2 separate regions of the Homo sapiens genome follow, and region 1 is linked to region 2. The links are chromatin loops, found by intact Hi-C in ENCODE. Cell type or tissue: breast epithelium. All regions are shown on one strand. Each heading gives the region's core, and the rest is flanking DNA. Links, peaks and the distances in the headings are about the cores only. Region 1 has its middle 20 kb from the start of RIIAD1. Region 2 overlaps TUFT1 (tuftelin 1).

Region 1 (8,622 bases), core at 1,382-6,381, 160 kb after region 2:
AAGATGAAGGAAAGTTTGGAACTTCCTAGAGACTTGTTAAATTGTTGTGACAAAAATGCTGATAGTGATATGGATAAAAAGTCTAGGCTGATGAAGTCTCAGAAGGAGATGAGGAACTGATTGGGAACTAGAGCAAGGTCACCTTTGTTATATATTAGTGAACAATCTGGTGGCATTGTGCCCCTGCCCTAAGGGATCTGTGGAACTTTGAACTTGAGAGTGATGATTTAGGGTATCTGGTGGAAGAAATTTCTAAGCCACAAAGCATTCAAGATATGGACTGGCTGTTTCTAACAACCTATCTCATATGCATGAGCAAAGAAATGATGTAAAACTGGAACTTACATTTAAAGGGGAAGTAGAGCATAAAAGTTTTTGAAAAATTTGCAGCCCAGCCATGTGGTAGAATAGAAAAGCCCATTTTCAGGGGAGAAATTCCAAGCAGGCCACAGAAATTTGCATAAGTAAAAAGGAACCAAGTGCTAATATCCAAGACAATCGGGAAAATGCCTTGAAGGCATTTCAGAGACCTCCACATGCAGTCCCTCCCATCATACACCCGGAGCCCTAGGAGAGAAGAATGGTTTCAGGGGCCAGGCCCAGGGTCCTGCTGCCCTGCGTAGCCTTGGGACACTACTCCTCATGTCCTAGCTACTCCAGTTTCAGCCATGGCTCAAAGGGGCCAAGGTACTGCTTGGGCCACTGCTTCAGAGGATGCAAACCCTAGGCTTTGGTGGCTTTCATGTAGTGTTAAGCCTGTGGGTGCACAGAGTGCAAGAGCTGAGACTTGAGAACCTCTGCCTAGATTTCAGAGGATGTATGGAAAAGTCTGGATGTCCAGGCAGAACCCTGCTGGTAAGGGTGGAGCCCTCACAGAGAACCTCTAGTAGGGCAGTGCAGAGAGGAAATGTGGAGTTGGAGCTCCCTGACACAGTCCCCACTGGGGCACTGCCTAGTGGAGCTATAAGAAGAGGGCTACCACCTTCCAGACCCTGAAATGTTTGAGCCACTGACAGCTTGCACCCTCAACCTCAAAAAGTTCCAGTCACTCAATGCCAGCCCATGAGAGCAACTATAGGGGCTGAACCCTGCAAAGCCTTAGGGGCAGAGCTGCTCAAGGCTTTGGGAGCCCACTTCTTGCATCAGTGTGCCCTGAATGTGAGACATGGAGTCAAAGGAGATGATTTTGGAGTTTTAAGATTGAATAACTGCCCTGCCCGGTTTCAGACTTGTGTGGGGCCTGCAGCCCCTTTCTTTTGACCAATTTCTCCCTTTTCAAACAGGAATATTTACCAAATGCCTGTACTTTCATTGTATCTTGGAAGTAACCAATCTGTTTTTGATTTTACACGCTCATAGGTCGAAGGGACTAGCTTTGTCTCAGATAGACTTTGGACTTTTGACTAATGCTGAAAGGAGTTAAGACTTTGAGGGACTGTTGGGAAGGCATGATTGTATTTTGCAACATGAGAAGGACATGAAATTGGGAAGGGTCCAGGGGTGGAATGATATTTTTGGATCTGTGTCCCCACTCAAATATCATGTTAAATTGTAATCCCCAGTGTTGGAGGTGGGCCAGGTGGGAGGTAATTGGATCACGGGGGAGGGTTTCTCATGAATGGTTTAGCACCATCCCCTTGGTGCCTTTCTTGTGATAGTGAGTTCTTGTGAGAGCTGGTTGTTTAAAAGTGTGTAGCACCTCTCCCCACCCTTGATCCTGTTTCTGCCATGTAAGATGCTCTCCCCAACTTTGCCTTCTGCCATGATTAGAAGCTTCCTGTGGCCCCCCCTGGAAGCACATACTGCCATGCTTCCTGTACAGCCTGTGGAACTGTGAGCCAATTAAATCTGTTTTCTTTATAAATTGCCCAGTCTCAGGTATTTCTTTATAGCAATGTGAGAACAGACTAATACAATAGCTATAGCTGCGTTAGGCCAATTTTTTTTTTTTTTTTTTTGAGATGGAATCTCACTCTGTTGCCAGGCTGGAGTGCAGTGGTGTGATCTCAGCTCACTGCAACCTCCGACTCCCTGTTTCAAGCGATTCTCCTGCCTCAGCCTCCTGAGTAGCTGGGATTACAGGCACACACCACCATGCCCAGCTGATTTTTTTATTTGTAGTAGAGACGGGGTTTAACCATGTTGGCCAGGATGGCCTCGATCTCCTGACCTCGTGATCCACCTGCCTCAGCCTCCCAAAGTGCTGGGATTACAGGCGTGAGCCACCACACCTAGCCAGGACTAATCTTGAATAAAATCCAAACACAATGTCTGTTTGGCTTTGAAATACAACACTGTATGATTTCTTTTCCTCTGCGATGCCCCTTCAATGGCAAAGTAACATGGTAATGTAACCTTGTGAAATTCCACAACCAAACCAACTAGGAAGAAAGAGTAGCCGTTTAGAGCTGTAAGAAATATCTAAAAAATACTTATCTAGGTGAGAAGTATCAAAAAATATATCTCAATTCTCATATTTAAAGGTACTATAGGCCAGGCACGGTGGCTCATGTCTATAATCCCAGCACTTTGGGAGGCCAAGATGGGTGGATCACCTGAGGTTGGGAGTTTGAGACCAGCCTGACCAACATGGTGAAACCCCGTCTCTATTAAAAATACAAAAAATTAGCCGGCTGTGGTGGTGCATGCCTGTAATCCCAGCTACTCAGGGGGCTGAGGCAGGAGAATCGCTTGAACCCAGGAGGTGGAGGTTGCAGTGAGCCAAGATTGCACCATAGCAGCCCAGCCTGGGCAACAAGAGTGAAACTCTGTCTCAAAAAAAAAAAAAAAAGAAAGAAAAAGAAAAGAAAAAAAGGTACTATAGTGGATACTGTTGTGCCACCCAGATACCCACCCCCATCAGGACTGAAGCACTCATCCTTGTCCTCCCCCCAGCACTTCTGGGAATTTTGGGTGACTGACAGTTCCTGGTTGCACCAGCATTTCCAAGAATTTGGGTGACTGACAGTTCCCAGCTGGGCTTCCTCCAGGAGTTACCCTTAAGTGAAAATTCATTCAAGATTATGCCCCCTCCTAAGACAGTCTGCATCTACTGGTCAATGTGGAAGTATATTCCCCTGCATGATTCTGATTTCCTTGTCTCAGTGGGGGACAACTCTGCAGGGCCACAACAGTTCCTGAGTTCCTGCTGTCCAGTTCTAAGGCCTTCACTTTCTCCCAGTGTTGTTGATCCTGAGAGCACGACTCAATGAACTGCTTTTACTCAAATCTCCATCTGAGAGTATATTTCCCGAGGAACCCAGCCTGACAGTCAGTGCCAAGAGTGCTGAGGAAGCAGATTCTAAAATGAGATTCTAAACTGGAAATACCTGTTGGCCGCTGGCAGGGAGGGCCACTGGCAGTAGGTGGAGCATGGAGATTCCCCAGCAAGGTATCAGTGCAACTGTCAAAGCTTTCACTAGTGCTGAACTGGGATGGGATCCTGGGGGAAAGCAATGCTTAGTGGGGGAAATATATCAGGTCTGATAAATATATCAGGTTTTATAAAGACAATGGAATTGGATGGCTAGCTGGAGGCAATCAATGCATTGGACAAAGGCAATGAAAGGTTGAGGGTGATTGATCACCAAATAAAGGCTAAGAGTGAAAGCCCAAGGCCCTCCTTAGCAATTTAAAAGACATTTTTTATCTTTTGTATCTAGAGGCCCCCCAAAATTGAGAATAAGGTCCAATATTTAATTGTAACAGTAGCAGGGCTCCAAAGAAGGTTGAATTCTTAACACTGGCAAGAAGGAGTGAGACCCTGAGACATAGGAGTGGGGGCAGCTGGGTTAATGCTTTAAAAAATCTTGAATTTTTAAATTCTCCATCTTTTGGGCCTGCAAAAGTGCCCACTTGTTCCTGGTAAAGGCTATCACTACTTCCTTGCTTAAGGATGATAGAGAAGCCTCTGGCTTGCAAGACCACACAGGTTCCCTTCAAAACCTACCCCACCTCCTCTCCTGATCTGCAAACCAATAACTAGGATTAAGTACTTTTAGAACTCAGCTAAGATTCCCCTAAGAGAAAAAATGCACCATGCCCTGGAGGTTCAAGAGGACCTAACTAGCAAATACAGGTTGGAGATGTATGGGACTGGATTCTGAGGGTGTTGGATCAAGGAGGGTGGGACATAAAGTTTGATAAGGGAGAGTGTATGGATATGGGAGCCCATTCTTTTTTTTTTTTTTAAGACAGAGTGTCACTCTTGTTGCCCAGGCTGGAGTGCAGTGGTGTGATCTCAGCTCACTGAAAACTCCACCTTCCGGTTTCAAGCGATTCTCCTGCTTCAACCTCCTGAGTAGCTGGGATTACAGGCACATGCCTGCCATCATGCCCGGCTAATTTTTGTATTTTTAGTAAAGATGGGGTTTCACCGTGTTGGCCAGGCTGGTCTCAAACTCCTGACCTTGCGATCCGCCCCGCCTCAGCCTCCCAAAGTGCTGGGATTACAGGCATGAGCCACTGCGCCTGGCCTATGGGAGCCCATTCTTAGGATATGGGATTTAGTACTCTGACAAAGACCCTAAGAGATGTTGCTAACATTCTGATAGTGTAACTGAGTACCCCATTTTCCAAGAGATAGTTTATTTTTTTCTCTCTTTTTCTCTTTTCTGCTTTTCCCCTATAACTGCATTTAGAAATGCAGTTATAGCCTTTTACCTCCTCTTCACCAGACACTCCCTACAGGGCAAGTTCATCTAACTGTGTGTTTAGAAGTCCCAGAGCAGAACTCTCACCCAAGCAGGAGGTTACCTGAAGAGACAACCTACAAGTCCATCTACAAGCCAATGTATGCCTGCTATGAGACTCTCTCACCTGGAGAGTTTTTGGCTGCTTTGGCAACCTAGTCCTGCCCATGAAGGTGCCAGTAGTCACCAGCTCGGCCACCCAGTAGACAAGGCACCAAAGCGAGTATGCAGGCACCCCAGCTGCCTGCTTCTTCCCCTGCATGCCATTCATGTCAGCATGCCAGGTCCCCTTTTAAAAGCACCTGTTTTCTGCTCCAAGAGTGAAGTGGTACCCTAAAAGCCGGAGGCTATACCTTCTTCCCCTAAGCTAGCTTTGGAATAAAAAGTCGCTTTCTTTATACCAGACCTTGCTTTTGTTAATTGGACTCTGTAAGCAGCAAGCAACTGAACCTGTTTTGGTTACAGTGGGATGGCTCTGGGAAGCTTGGAGAAAGTCATGGCCCACATTAAGTGAAGTAGGCGTGTGAGGAGTGCTGTGGCATATAGTGGAAGAGGTGTTAAATGGCTCAAAAGAGTGGGCCTGCTAGGCCGGGTGTGGTGGCTCATGCCTGTAATCCCAGCACTTTGGGAGGCTGAGGTAGGAGGACTGCTTGAGCCCAGGAGTTCAAGCACAGCCTGGGCAACATAATAAGACCCCATCTCTATTTAAAAAAGAAAGAGTGGGTATGCTAGAATTAATATGTAAAGTCAGAAAACTCACCAAATGCTTATGTTTCATCAGACATCCCAAAGAATATTCACTTTCTTTAAAAGGCTCAAAAGAGTGGGCATGCGAGGCTGGGCGTGGAAAGAATACTCAATTTCTTGAAGTGATGAAGAATGTGCTGGTAAGAGAAGCTCAGGGTTGGCTGTTCTCTGTAGGCCAGGGCTGACATAGGGTATACGGTCACAGAGCTGGGCTTACTAGTAGCAGAGGGACAATAGGATGCCAGAGTCAAAGTAGCAGAATTATTGTGCTGAGCAGAAAGGTTGGAGAGGTAGCCAGGGTCTGACCAGCAGAGAAATTTGGCGATCATTAATAGAGCATGGGTTCCTGGGGACAAGATAGATGGCACTCAACAAATACGTTGTTCAATGCATTAAAAAACAAACAACAACAACAACAACAAAAAGAAATTAAGGATGGATGATTAGGAGGTGGAGGGCAGCCACCCTGATAAAAAGTTACAATTCCTTACTGTTTCTGCACCCGCTCAGCTTAAAAAAAAATTCATCTTTACTGAGGTACAATTTACCTACATTAAAATTCACCCATTTTAAATATATACTTTAATGAGTTTTACAGATATGTACAGTTGTTCAGCCATTAACACAAGATATGCAACATTTCCATCATGCCCCCAAATTTCCTTGTGGACAGTGGTGCGCTGGATCCCACTTATGCCACCTTGGGAGATTCAGCTGTTAACTAGCCTTTCTTCTCTACTAAATGTTCGGTCATGTCACATCGGTAATTTGAAATTGGCAATGGAGGGGTATTTACACCATGGAAATCAGCAAATGCTACAAACCAGGCTCCCTCTCCACCAAGAGCCAGTTGTTAAACATTTCCCAGGACACCGCTGCTCATTACCCTCTGCAGTCAATTCCCATCCTCAGCTCTGGCCCCTAGCAACCACTGATAAATTGCCACTATAGTCTTGCTTTTTAAAGAATTTCACATAAATGGAATCATATAGCATGTAGTCTTTTGTGTTCAACTTCTTTCATTATACTTTTAGGTTTATCACTGTTGTACATATCATTTGTTCCTCTCTCTTGTTGGGTAGTATTCCACTGTTTTTGCAGCAGTTGATGGATGTTTGGATTGTTTTCATTTGGGGACTATCATGAATAAAACTCCAATGAACTTTCACATATCATTAGTAACTTTTCATTTCTCTTTGGTAAATATCTGGGAATAGGATTGCTGTGTTAAATGGTAAGTGCATGTTTTAACTTTGTAAGGAACTGCCAAACTCTTTTTCAAAGTTCCTACCTCATTCTGCATTCCTACCAGCAATGTATGACCAGTTTATCTGCATTTTTAGCAGGATTTGGTGCTGTTGCTATTTTTTATTTCAGCCATTCTGATAGGTGTGTAGTAACACATTGTAGTTTTAATTTACATTTCTCTGATAGCTAATCATGTTGAACATCTTTTCATATGCTTGAATATTCTTTTGGGTGAAATGTATATTCATGTTTTTTGCCCATTTTCTAAGTGGATTGTTTGTGGGGTTTTTTGTTTGTTTGTTTTGTTTTTTTGATAGGGGTTCACTCTGTTGCACAGGCTGGAGTACAGTGGCACGATCATAGCTCACTATAACGTGGAACTCCTGGGCTCAAGTGATCCTCTTGTCTCAGTCTCCTATGTAGCTGGGTCTACAGGTGTGCACGGCCACACCTGGCTAATTTTTAAATGTTTGGTAGAGATGGGGTCTCCTTATGTTATCCAGGCTGTTCTCCAACTCCTGGCTTCAAGTGATCCTCCTACCTTGGCCTCCCAAAGTGCTGGAATTACAGGCAGTTTTTTTGTTTTGTTTTGTTTTTACTGTTGAGTTTGAGGGTTTTTTTTTTTTTTTTTACTGGAATTACAGGCAGTTTTTTTGTTTTGTTTTGTTTTTACTGTTGAGTTTGAGGTTTTTTTTTTTTTTTAATATACTGAAGATACTGGTCCTTTGTTAGATATGTAATTTGCAAATATTTTCTCCCAGTACCTTGTCTTTTCACCCTCTTCACATGGGCTTTCCAAGGGCAAAAGTTTTTAATTTTGAGAGGTCCAAAATCTCAATTTTTTTTTCATGGATTGTGCTTTTGGTATCATGTCTAAGAACTCTTTGTCTAATCCTAGAATTTGAAAGTGTTCTTCTGTTTTAAAAATAAGTTTTATAGTTTTACAAGTTACATTTAAGTCTTTTGCCATTTTGAGCTAATTTTTATAGAAGGTATTAGACTTAGATCGAGTTTCATTTTTTGCCTATGGCTGTCCAGTTGCTCCAACATCATTTGTTGAAAAGGCTAGCTTTCCTCCAGCGAATTGATTTTTTTAAATTGAATTGAGGTAGTACCTTTTCATTGAATTGAGGTAGTACCTTTGTACTACCTCAGCACTATGTTGAATATAAAAACATTCAGACTTTCACCATTAAGTGTAATGTTAACTGTAAGCTTTTTACAGGTACTCTGTCAAGTTAAGGAAGTTTCTCTGTATTCTTATTTTTCTGAGAGTTGTTTTTTTCTTTAAATCACAAATGAGTGTTATTTTGTCAAATGAGTCTTCTGCATTACTTGATTTTATTTTGTGATTTTCTTCTTTAGAGTTTTAATAGGATGGATTACATTGATTGATTTTTTAATATTGAACCAGCCTTGCATCTTTGGAATGAGATGGGTATGGTGTGTAATGCTTTTTATACATTACTGAGATCTATTTACTGATACTTTGTTAATGCTTTTTGCATCTATACTCATGAGAGATATTGGTTTGTACTTATTTTATACTGTTTTGTCTTTTTCCCCCTCAGGGTAATACTGGCTTCATAAAATGAAGTAGGAAGTGTTCTTTCCTCCTCTATTTCTATTACGTAGAATTGGTGTTAATTCTTCTTTAGACATTTGGTAGAATTCTCTAGTGAAACTATCTGGGCCTGGAGATTTCCTTTCCTAGGGAGTGGGAGAAGTTTTACATTATGAATTTAATTTCCTTAATAGTTACAGAGCTATTTAAATTATATATTTTATATTGTGTTCATTGTGGTATTTGTGTTTTTTGATTTGGTCCATTTTGTCTAAGCTGTCAATTTACGTGTATAGATCCATGGTATTCCCTTATCCTTTTGATGTTTGTAGTGATATGTTGTTTCATTCCTGATATTGGTAATTTGTATCT
Region 2 (8,622 bases), core at 1,134-6,133:
CTGCACCCAGGACTTCGGGCTCCTGTGTCTCACCATTCCCAAGCCCCTGGCCACTCTAAGCTGGGCAGACGGAGCACGAGCACCTATTCAAGGCACTGCAGCCCTTTGGAAGACATTGTCCTGCAAGCAGGAGCCAGGGCAATATCTATATTCCTACAGTGACTATTTTTCTCTGTAGAGAGCCTCCCTTCTGTTGTAGACTGGACTCTGGCTGTGCCATAAGCCAGGCCTTCATCAGATTGGGAGAGGTGACAAGATTTGCCTCAGCCCTAAAAGCTGGAGACACAGATGTCCAGAGTGATTGGAGAATGTCCTGGGGGAATGAAGTTCCTTCCACAAACACAGCTCAGTTCTTAGCAACAAACTGTTTGTTTTTCTACTTGCTCCATCTGCAGCCTACGCTGCCCTGGCCTCCTGCAGACAGATAGTGGGGTTACCTGGCAAGGCCTGGTGAGAGCCAGTGAACCTAAGCTTTGACTGGGTGGCCTTGTCTTTCTGGGGAGGAGGGAATGTACATTCAGGGAGTAGCCTTTTGCGGAAAAATTCTCTAGGGCTACAGACAGTCATGTGTGACTTCTCTCTGCTGTGAAAACTCCCAGAGTCTCTTTAGGGATTTTCCCTAAGGTGTACCACCAGGCACACCTCAGTCTTCTTGACCCAGAGCCTGAAAACTGTTTTCACTGGGTTCCACCAGTCCCAGCAAAATCCTCTTTGTATTTATTTTGCTAAGTTATTGGTGGTTTTGCTTACATCTCATGATTGATATAATACCAAAGTTCTATAGCCTTCTCTTGCAGTATTTGGATTTGCTTGAAACCGGGAAAACTGTTCCCATTAGGCTTGTTAATGTCAGAGTGACACTATTATGAATCTTTCTCTCCCTTTCCTCTGCCTGTTTCTTCTCTCTTTCTCCTTCAAACTTGCTCTGCAGCTAAGGAAGGTGAGTCTACTTTCCCTGAGGCTTTGGGGTCAGAGTATATGTTGTTTGGAGAAAGAGGGCAATCAGGACTCTTCTGGGACCCAGATGAGTTCTTCACTAGCCCTTCTGAACCCCTTGCTCCATAATTGGTCTTTTATCCTGGCTCTGAATGACCCTGCAGGTCATCATGGTTTTCTTTTTTTATTGTTTTTTTTTTTTTCTGAGACAGAGTCTCACTCTGTCACCCAGGCTGGAGTGCAGTGGCGCGATCTCAGCTCACTGCAACCTCTGCCTCCCGGATTTAAGCGATTCTTCTGCCTCAGCCTCCCGAGTAGCTGGGACTACAGGTGTGCCACCACGCCTGGCTGATTTTTGTATTTTTAGTAGAGATGGGGTTTCACCATACTGGCTAGGCTGGTCTCGAATTCCTGACCTCAGGTGATCCACCCACCTCGGCTTCCCAAAGTGCTAGGATTATAGGCTTGAGCTACTGCGCCCGGCCCATGGTGTTTTTCTTTAGGGCTCTTCCTACAACCTTGAGAAGTAGATAGGCATCAGAGTATGGTACTATAGGAATCAGAAAAATTCAAAACAAATGTGGATTAAGTGTTTAGGCTCTATGTGGCTCACGCAGCCAGAATCCTTAAGTCTGTGTGTTTCTGTGTCTCAAGACTGGGCTCACATTCTGGCTTTGTCCATAACAATGCTCTGGGATTTCAGGGAGTTCCCTCATTTGTAAAATGAGGGGGTCAGAGCAGGTGATATCCATGTTTCTTCCCTTTCTGATATTGTTGTCTGTGGCATATTCTTTGTATGGCGAATTTAATAAATTATATTAATGTGTCTCTTTGACCTCCTGGTCTGGTTTCCTTTCACTTTTCAGGGAGGATGAAAGAAGAACATTTTAGTGCTTCTTGGAAGATGGGCACCCTGTTATCCACATGTGGGAGGTGTGGTCCAAACATCCCAAATGCCATGATATGAGGACTTTGTGGCATTTATAGAGGTATTAGAAGAAGCTCACCTCCGTGCTCTGAGTCGTGATTGTAGGAGGCAGCCCCTAACTTTAGCTTTGACCCTCTCTGGAGCAATGGCCTTGTAGGATCCCTAAGCCTGGCCGCATTGTGTCTCATTTGGAAGAGATAGAGGTAGAGTCCTGTGATTACATAGAGATAGAACAGCAGCACTGGAGGTAGATGAGTAACTGCATGCCTTCTGCAGAAATGAAAAGCACTCTGGAAATGCTGACTGCAGCTGTTCAAGGGGGTTCGTTTCTGGCTGTCTCTGGGCATCATTCAATTAGTCTCATGATTTTTTTTTTCCTTTCTGCCAAGAAGGCAGTTGACTGCAGGGCCAAATGGGGACATAGCTGAATTTACATGAATCTTCTCTGGGCCAAAGAAACCAGAAACACAACAACCCCTCATCCCTGGCTTGTTTCCTTTCTAGCTCCCATTTCTCTTCTTCAATTGAAAGAGTGTACATTTTTCTCTGATTTCTTCCCCCTTCTCCTGCTTCTCAGCCAATTCACACCACAGGCTTCAAACACATTGGAAACCTCTTTCCTTTGCAGACCCGGATTTGTCTTCTGACACCCGTGGCTCTCTTCTTTCTCTGGCAGTCTTGTTTGGCATGGCTAGATCTAGACTGTACTTGCTCTTAGAATATTAACAGGGTGGAAGCAGGGCGGGGTTGACCAAGGTGCCAAGAAGACTCACAGGGCTGGAGGAATACTGGAGTGAGTGTGCTGCCATACATGAAAGGGAGGCTCCCGCCGGGCCTCCTGTGCTCAGTGGGAGGAACCAAGATTTGGGTTGCAGATAATGGAGCAGTCTGGAGGCATTCCAGAGACTCGAACCAGGGGTCTAAGAGAGTCCTTGGACAAAAACATGCCACTGGTGTATATTTCCTAGAGTTTAGTTATGCCACAACCAAAGAGAGTAGGGGCATGACACAGGGGAGCGGGGGGCACAGGTTTGGAAAGGGAATGTAGTCAGGGAAATACAGTTTGTATCTTGGTGATCTTGTCAATTAGAGACGGAGAATGGGGAACTGGAGGAGAATGAGATGGTGTTCAGGGCCTAAAGAAAAGGTGTGGCGAGTAAGGCTCTTGGCTTTAGTGGCCTGTTTATTGCCTATGTTTTGTCATTTTTAAGCCAACTCCTCTGTGCTGCCTTAATATTTTGTGGAGGGAGGATAGAGTCTGATTCCCTGGGACCTCTGCCATGAAGGCCTGTTTCTTTGAGCTGGGTGTTGAGAGCTGCTCAGACATGCAGCCGTCATCAACAGCGTCCTGTAAACCTGGAGCGTCAGCCCAGCACGGGAAAAGAAGCAGCAGCACCCTGCCTGCCGAACAACTGCCCCATCTTCCCCATCTTCGTCTGTTCTTTCCCCTGCACAGAAAAAAGCCTGGCAGTGACACAGTATTTCAACCAAATGGTGCATTGGAACCTTTTTCAAACTAAATTTCTAAGGCCAAGAATTGATTGGCTCATTTTCATCTCTATTTAAACGTACCTTTTGCTATGATATGTCCCACTAGGAAGTGTTTCCACTTTGGAAAGGAAAGGTGCTCTGACATGGCAGGAGTTAAAGCAACTTAATTAGGCTGGGCGCAGTGGCTCACGCCTGGTATCCCAGCACTTTGGGAGGCTGAGGTGGGCGGATCACTTGAGGCCAGGAGTTTTGAGACCAGCCTGGCCAACACAGTGAAACCCCGTCTCTACCAAAAAATAAAAAAATTAGCCAGGTGTGGTGTCGGGTGCCTGTAGTCCCATCTACTCAGAAGGCTGAGGCAGGAGAATCTCTTAAACCCCAGAGGCGTAGGTTGCAGTGAGCAGAGATCGCCCACTGCACTCCAGCCTGGGCGACAGAGCAAGACTCCGTCACACACACACACACAAAAGAAAAGCAACTTAATTTGAGGAGGGTAACAGCCTTTGGGTTGGAAAAGCAAGCAGCTTTCCCTCTTTAACCAGCTTTTTAGTGTGTGTTGCTGTTTTCTGCAGGGCCTCTAATAATCCCCTGGCTTCCTCATTCCTGAGAGCCAAGCATCACTGCGCTTGGGCCTGAGCTCCTTCAGGCTATGACTCAACAACAGGTGTTAGCCTAGGGCCCTTGGCCTCTTTTTTCATATTTCAGTTTAAGACTTTAGCTTTGCAAGGAGAAATTGTTTCCTGTCTTCCCTGTCCAAGTTCTAAGCAGGATGGCCTTGAAACTCCAAAGTTGGAGACCTAAATATTCTCTATTCCCTCTTTCTCCAAGGAAAATCCATACCCAGGCTGAAGATAAAGATGTTTCTTAAAGGTAATTTCTAGCACAGCATGCTCTGTAGCAGTGAGACCTACTTTAAACACAAAATGTGTGTGGCCTTTCTGCTGGAATTTCTCTTCTCCTGGAGCCCCCTGAGACACAGAATTGAGGGTAGATAGTAGCAGGATAATTAATTTCCTAAAAGGTGTTGGTCGCCAAGTCTTAGACCACAGGACCTCAGACAGCTGAGGGAAAGGAAGTCATGAGTACTCGTGACTTAATCTATCAATTCAGTGCTGATTACACACCCAGCCCTTCCTCCCACTAGGATTCCAGGCCCAAACTTGTATATGTCTGCAGGAATTTTATCCTCCTATGTATGTTTTGTTTTTATTTTATTTATTTTTTTGAGACAGAGTCTCACTCTGTCACCCAGGCTAGAGTGCAGTGGCATGATCTTGGCTCACTGCAACCTCTGCTATCCAGGTTCAACCAATTCTCCTGCCTCAGCCTCCCAAGTAGCCAGGACTACAGGTGTGTGCCACAATGCCTGGCTGATTTTTGTATTTTTAGTAGAAACACGGTTTCACCCTGTTGGCCAGACTGGCCTTGAACTCCTGGCCTCAGGTGAGCTGCCCTCCTCGGCCTCCCAAAGCGCTGGGATTACAGGTGTGAGCCATGACGCCCGGCCCTGTGTCTGTTTTATATCTGTCCATATGTGCTTGTGTGTGAACTGGCCTGCTATGTACAATATATTTCTTACTGTGGGAACAAATCTGAAGAACACTGGCTTAGAGGACAGACCTCTGTCCTTGGCTGTATTGTAATCTCAGGATCGAGGTCCAAAATGGACTTCCTTCCAAACTGCTCCCTGTCCCTTTATCCCTTATATCCAGTTTGTCAACAGGTCCTCACGTTTCCTCTGTTGAAATATCTCTCAGGGGCTGGGCGTGGTGGCTCATGCCTGTAATCCCAGCACTTTGGGAGGCCAAGGCGGGCAGATCACCTAAGGTCAGGAGTTCAAGACCAGCCTGACCAACACAGCGAAACCCCATCTCTACTAAAAATACAAAAATTAACTGGGTGTGATGGCGCACGCCTGTAATCCCAGCTACTTTGGAGGCTGAAGTAGGACAATCGCTTGAACCCAGGAGTGAGCTGAGATTGCGCCATTGCATTCCAGCCTGGGAGACAGAGCGAGACTCTGCTAAAAAAAAAAAAAAAAAAAAAAAAAAGAATATATTTCAGAAGTGTGCCTTCCCATGTTGACAGTCTCAACTCATCTCTTGAAGCCTAGATGACCACTGAAGCCAGTCCTTGCTGATCTCTACCTCTAGCCTCTTACCTGCCCCACATCTACCCTCCCCACCACTGTCATTTGAATCTTCCTGGAATGCAGTGTTCTTTCTGTCAGTCAGGGCTATTTAGCCAGGACAAAAGGAGGATGATAGCAGTTTCCAAAAAGATGAAGGTTGGTCTCTTGGGAGGAGCAGCAGCAGTTTTGCTCCAGAGGGCAGAATCTGGATGGTGTGGGGTGGTTGCAGGGAGATAGCCAAGAAACAAAAGAATCCATTGACAATTCGAGGAGGGTGGGCTGTCTTGGCAAGTAGCAAGTTTTCCTACACACACCAGCAGTATCTCAATTAGAAAACAACATAAAATATAACAAGAGATAGAAAATACCTAGGCATAAGCTTCATTTGAAATGTCAATGACCTATGTGAAGAAAATGACCACATTTTGTGGAGAAAGATGGGAAAACAATGAAGAAAAATTTTCCTGGATGGAAAATTAAAATTGTAAAGATGTCAATTCTTTATTTTTAGGCTTTGTGTAATTACAGTGAGTTACATTGTAATTCAATAGAGTCTTTTTAGAACTGGATATAATTATTTTAAAATTTCATCTGGAAGAATAAATGGGAAAATGGTAAAGAAAATTTGGAAGGCAGAGCTAATTTGGGAGGATTATTAGCCTTGGCAAATAGCAAAACATTATATAGCTTATACATCAATTTAAGAGACTAGCTAGGCAGAAATAGACTCAATTATACAGTATAAGCATTTAAAAAGGATAAAAGCAGCATTGCAACTTAACGGGGAAAAAGGTATTTGAACAGTTGGTTAAAAATTTGGGAAAAGGCTGGGCGCGGTGGCTCATGCCTGTAATCCCAGCACCCTGGGAGGCCGAGGAGGGTGGATCGCCTGAGGTCAGTTCAAGACTAGCCTGGCCAACATGGCAAAACCCTGTCTCTACTAAAAATACAAAAATCAGCCAGGCATGGTGGTGCACACCTGTAATTCCAGCTACTCAGGAGGCTGAGGCAGGAGAATTGCTCCAACCCAGAAGGCAGACGTGGCAGTGAGCCAAGTTCGTGACACTGCACTCCATCCTGGGCAACAGAGTGAGACTCCATCTCAAAATAATAAGAATAATAATTGGGAAAAAGAAACTAAACAGCATACCTAAATTCTATATAAATTAATTAAATATTACAAATTGTAGAAAAACTACAAGAAAATAAAATTGAATATCAAATCCAAAAGGAAATACATTTAGAATGTTAGTATTGAAGGTCATGAAGGAACATATTTTTAGTTCATAAAAATGTAAAATTTCTGAATTAAACTAAAGGCCCAAAGAATGAAGAATTATTAGTGACAAATGTGGTGAACAGGCAACATTTTTATTGATCAGCTCAAACAAATTGATACAATTACTAAGATTTTACTAGATCAGTGGTCAGGAAAAGAATAGTTCATCAAAAAATTCATATTCTGGCCAGGCGTGGTGGCTCACGCCTGTAATCTCAGCACTTTGGGAGGCCAAGGTGGGTGGATCACCTGAGGTCAGGAGTTCGAGGCCATCCTGGCCAACATGATGAAACCCTGTCTCTACTAAAAATACAAAAATCAGCTGGACGTGGTGGTGCGTGCCTGTAGTCCCAGCTACTCAGGAGGCTGAGGCAGGAGGATCGCTTGAACCCAGGAGGCAGAGGTTGCAGCGAGCTGAGATTGTGGCACTGCACTCCAGCCTGGGTGACCGAGCGAGACTCCATCTCAAAAATAAGTAAATAAATTCGTATTATTTTTAATGCACATATTTATTAAGCTCCTGCTCTCTACAGGCCACCGTGTCTTTGACCAAGGATTCAGGTAGGGACACAGCAGCGAACAATACAACTTTGCTCTTGCCCTCAAACATCTTGTGTTAGGTAGGATAACATGGGCTAAAAGTTGGAGAAAATGTGACTGCAATTGGTTTAAACAACAAAGGACCAGTGTTTCTGGTTGAGGTGACAGAAAAGTTCAGAGACACTTTAGACTCAAGTGAGCCTGCATAGAGAAGCTTGAGGTCTCACCAAATACCCAGCTTCTTTTCATTTCTTCTCTCTGCAGAAGAGGTTTGTTGCAGTGCTTATTATAATCATATAAAATGGGAAACAACATGTGTCCAACAATAGAGAAATGGGTAAGTAAATGAGGATGCAGTCACTCTGGGACATTATGCATTCACTACAAATGGCTGTTATGAAGACTATGTCGCATCAGGGAGCAGTGCTTAGAATGTTAAATGAAAAAAGTAGGACACAAAATTTTATGAACATTTATGACAGCTTTGCAAAACAAAATGTTTCTGGAAAGCCTAGAAATAAATATACCTAAATGCTAATCATGTTAGCGGGGTGGGTTTTGCCTTTGTTTTTGTCTTCTGTTACCTTTATTCTTTTATCTAAATTTTCTAGAGTGTTTACTCTCTCTCCAGCTAGGCTGTGTTCTCACTGCCTTCTGCACATACTGGGATCATTCCTGTCTTTGTACAATTGCTGGTGTTATTTCTTTTACCAGCAATGCCTTCCTCTTTTGACCTATTAATCCATTAAATATTTACTGATAATCGAATCAAGGGTATTGTATAGCTTATGCAAGATAATGTATTTGAAAACACTTTTGTAAAGTGCTTCACAGATGTTACTTGTTATTGTTAGGTGGAAAAAGAGGAGGAGGAGGAAGAGAAAGAACCTATTATTTGCATGATATTGAGCCAGGTACCGTAGGGGATGTCTGGATGGAAAATATAGAACAGGGTTGTAGCCTTCCAGAAGTTTGCACTTGTCAGATGGATGGGAGAAAAACAGCAGCATGTGAAATAGGTGAATAGTCATGGAACATGTGAAATGCTAATATGAGAGAAGGGTGGAGAGGCTGTGGAGCTAGAACTAGGCTCCGAAGGATTTGGGCAGGTAGATCGGCAGGAAGAAAGCTTGAGTTGGAAATGAATGTGGCATATGTGGGGGATGGTGAGCCCAGCTGAAGAGACCTTTGGGAAAGTGGCAAGAGGGCAAGGAGAGACAAATGGAGTGGGCCTTCTGGGAAGAGTCTGGACTCTAATCTTTATTCTTATTTTTACTTTATTTTATTTTATGTTTGAGACGGTGTCTTGCTTTGTCA

Evidence for each region. Peaks named below come from ENCODE experiments on the same cell type or tissue, not always from the same donor. Only the 100,000 strongest peaks of a DNase experiment are listed, where the experiment ranks them.
Region 1: a loop joins it to region 2, with 15 times the contacts of the local background. A loop is called at or near these places in 89 of 110 quality-filtered maps.

The regions. Positions count from the first base shown.
Region 1 is chr1:151,736,833-151,745,454 of GRCh38, forward strand. No RefSeq gene overlaps it. Among named protein-coding and RNA genes, the nearest start is that of RIIAD1, 20 kb to the left of the region's middle. In breast epithelium, for the core only: a CTCF peak has its summit at 3,335; a DNase peak (open chromatin) is centred at 3,339; H3K4me3 peaks cover 251 bases; H3K27ac peaks cover 1,191 bases.
Region 2 is chr1:151,581,813-151,590,434 of GRCh38, forward strand. TUFT1 (tuftelin 1) reads left to right here. Exons shown (of 13, transcript NM_020127.3): 13 at 1-1,771. Among named protein-coding and RNA genes, the nearest start is that of SNX27, 26 kb to the right of the region's middle. In breast epithelium, for the core only: no CTCF peak of the experiment used is centred there; a DNase peak (open chromatin) is centred at 3,980; H3K27ac peaks cover 1,528 bases.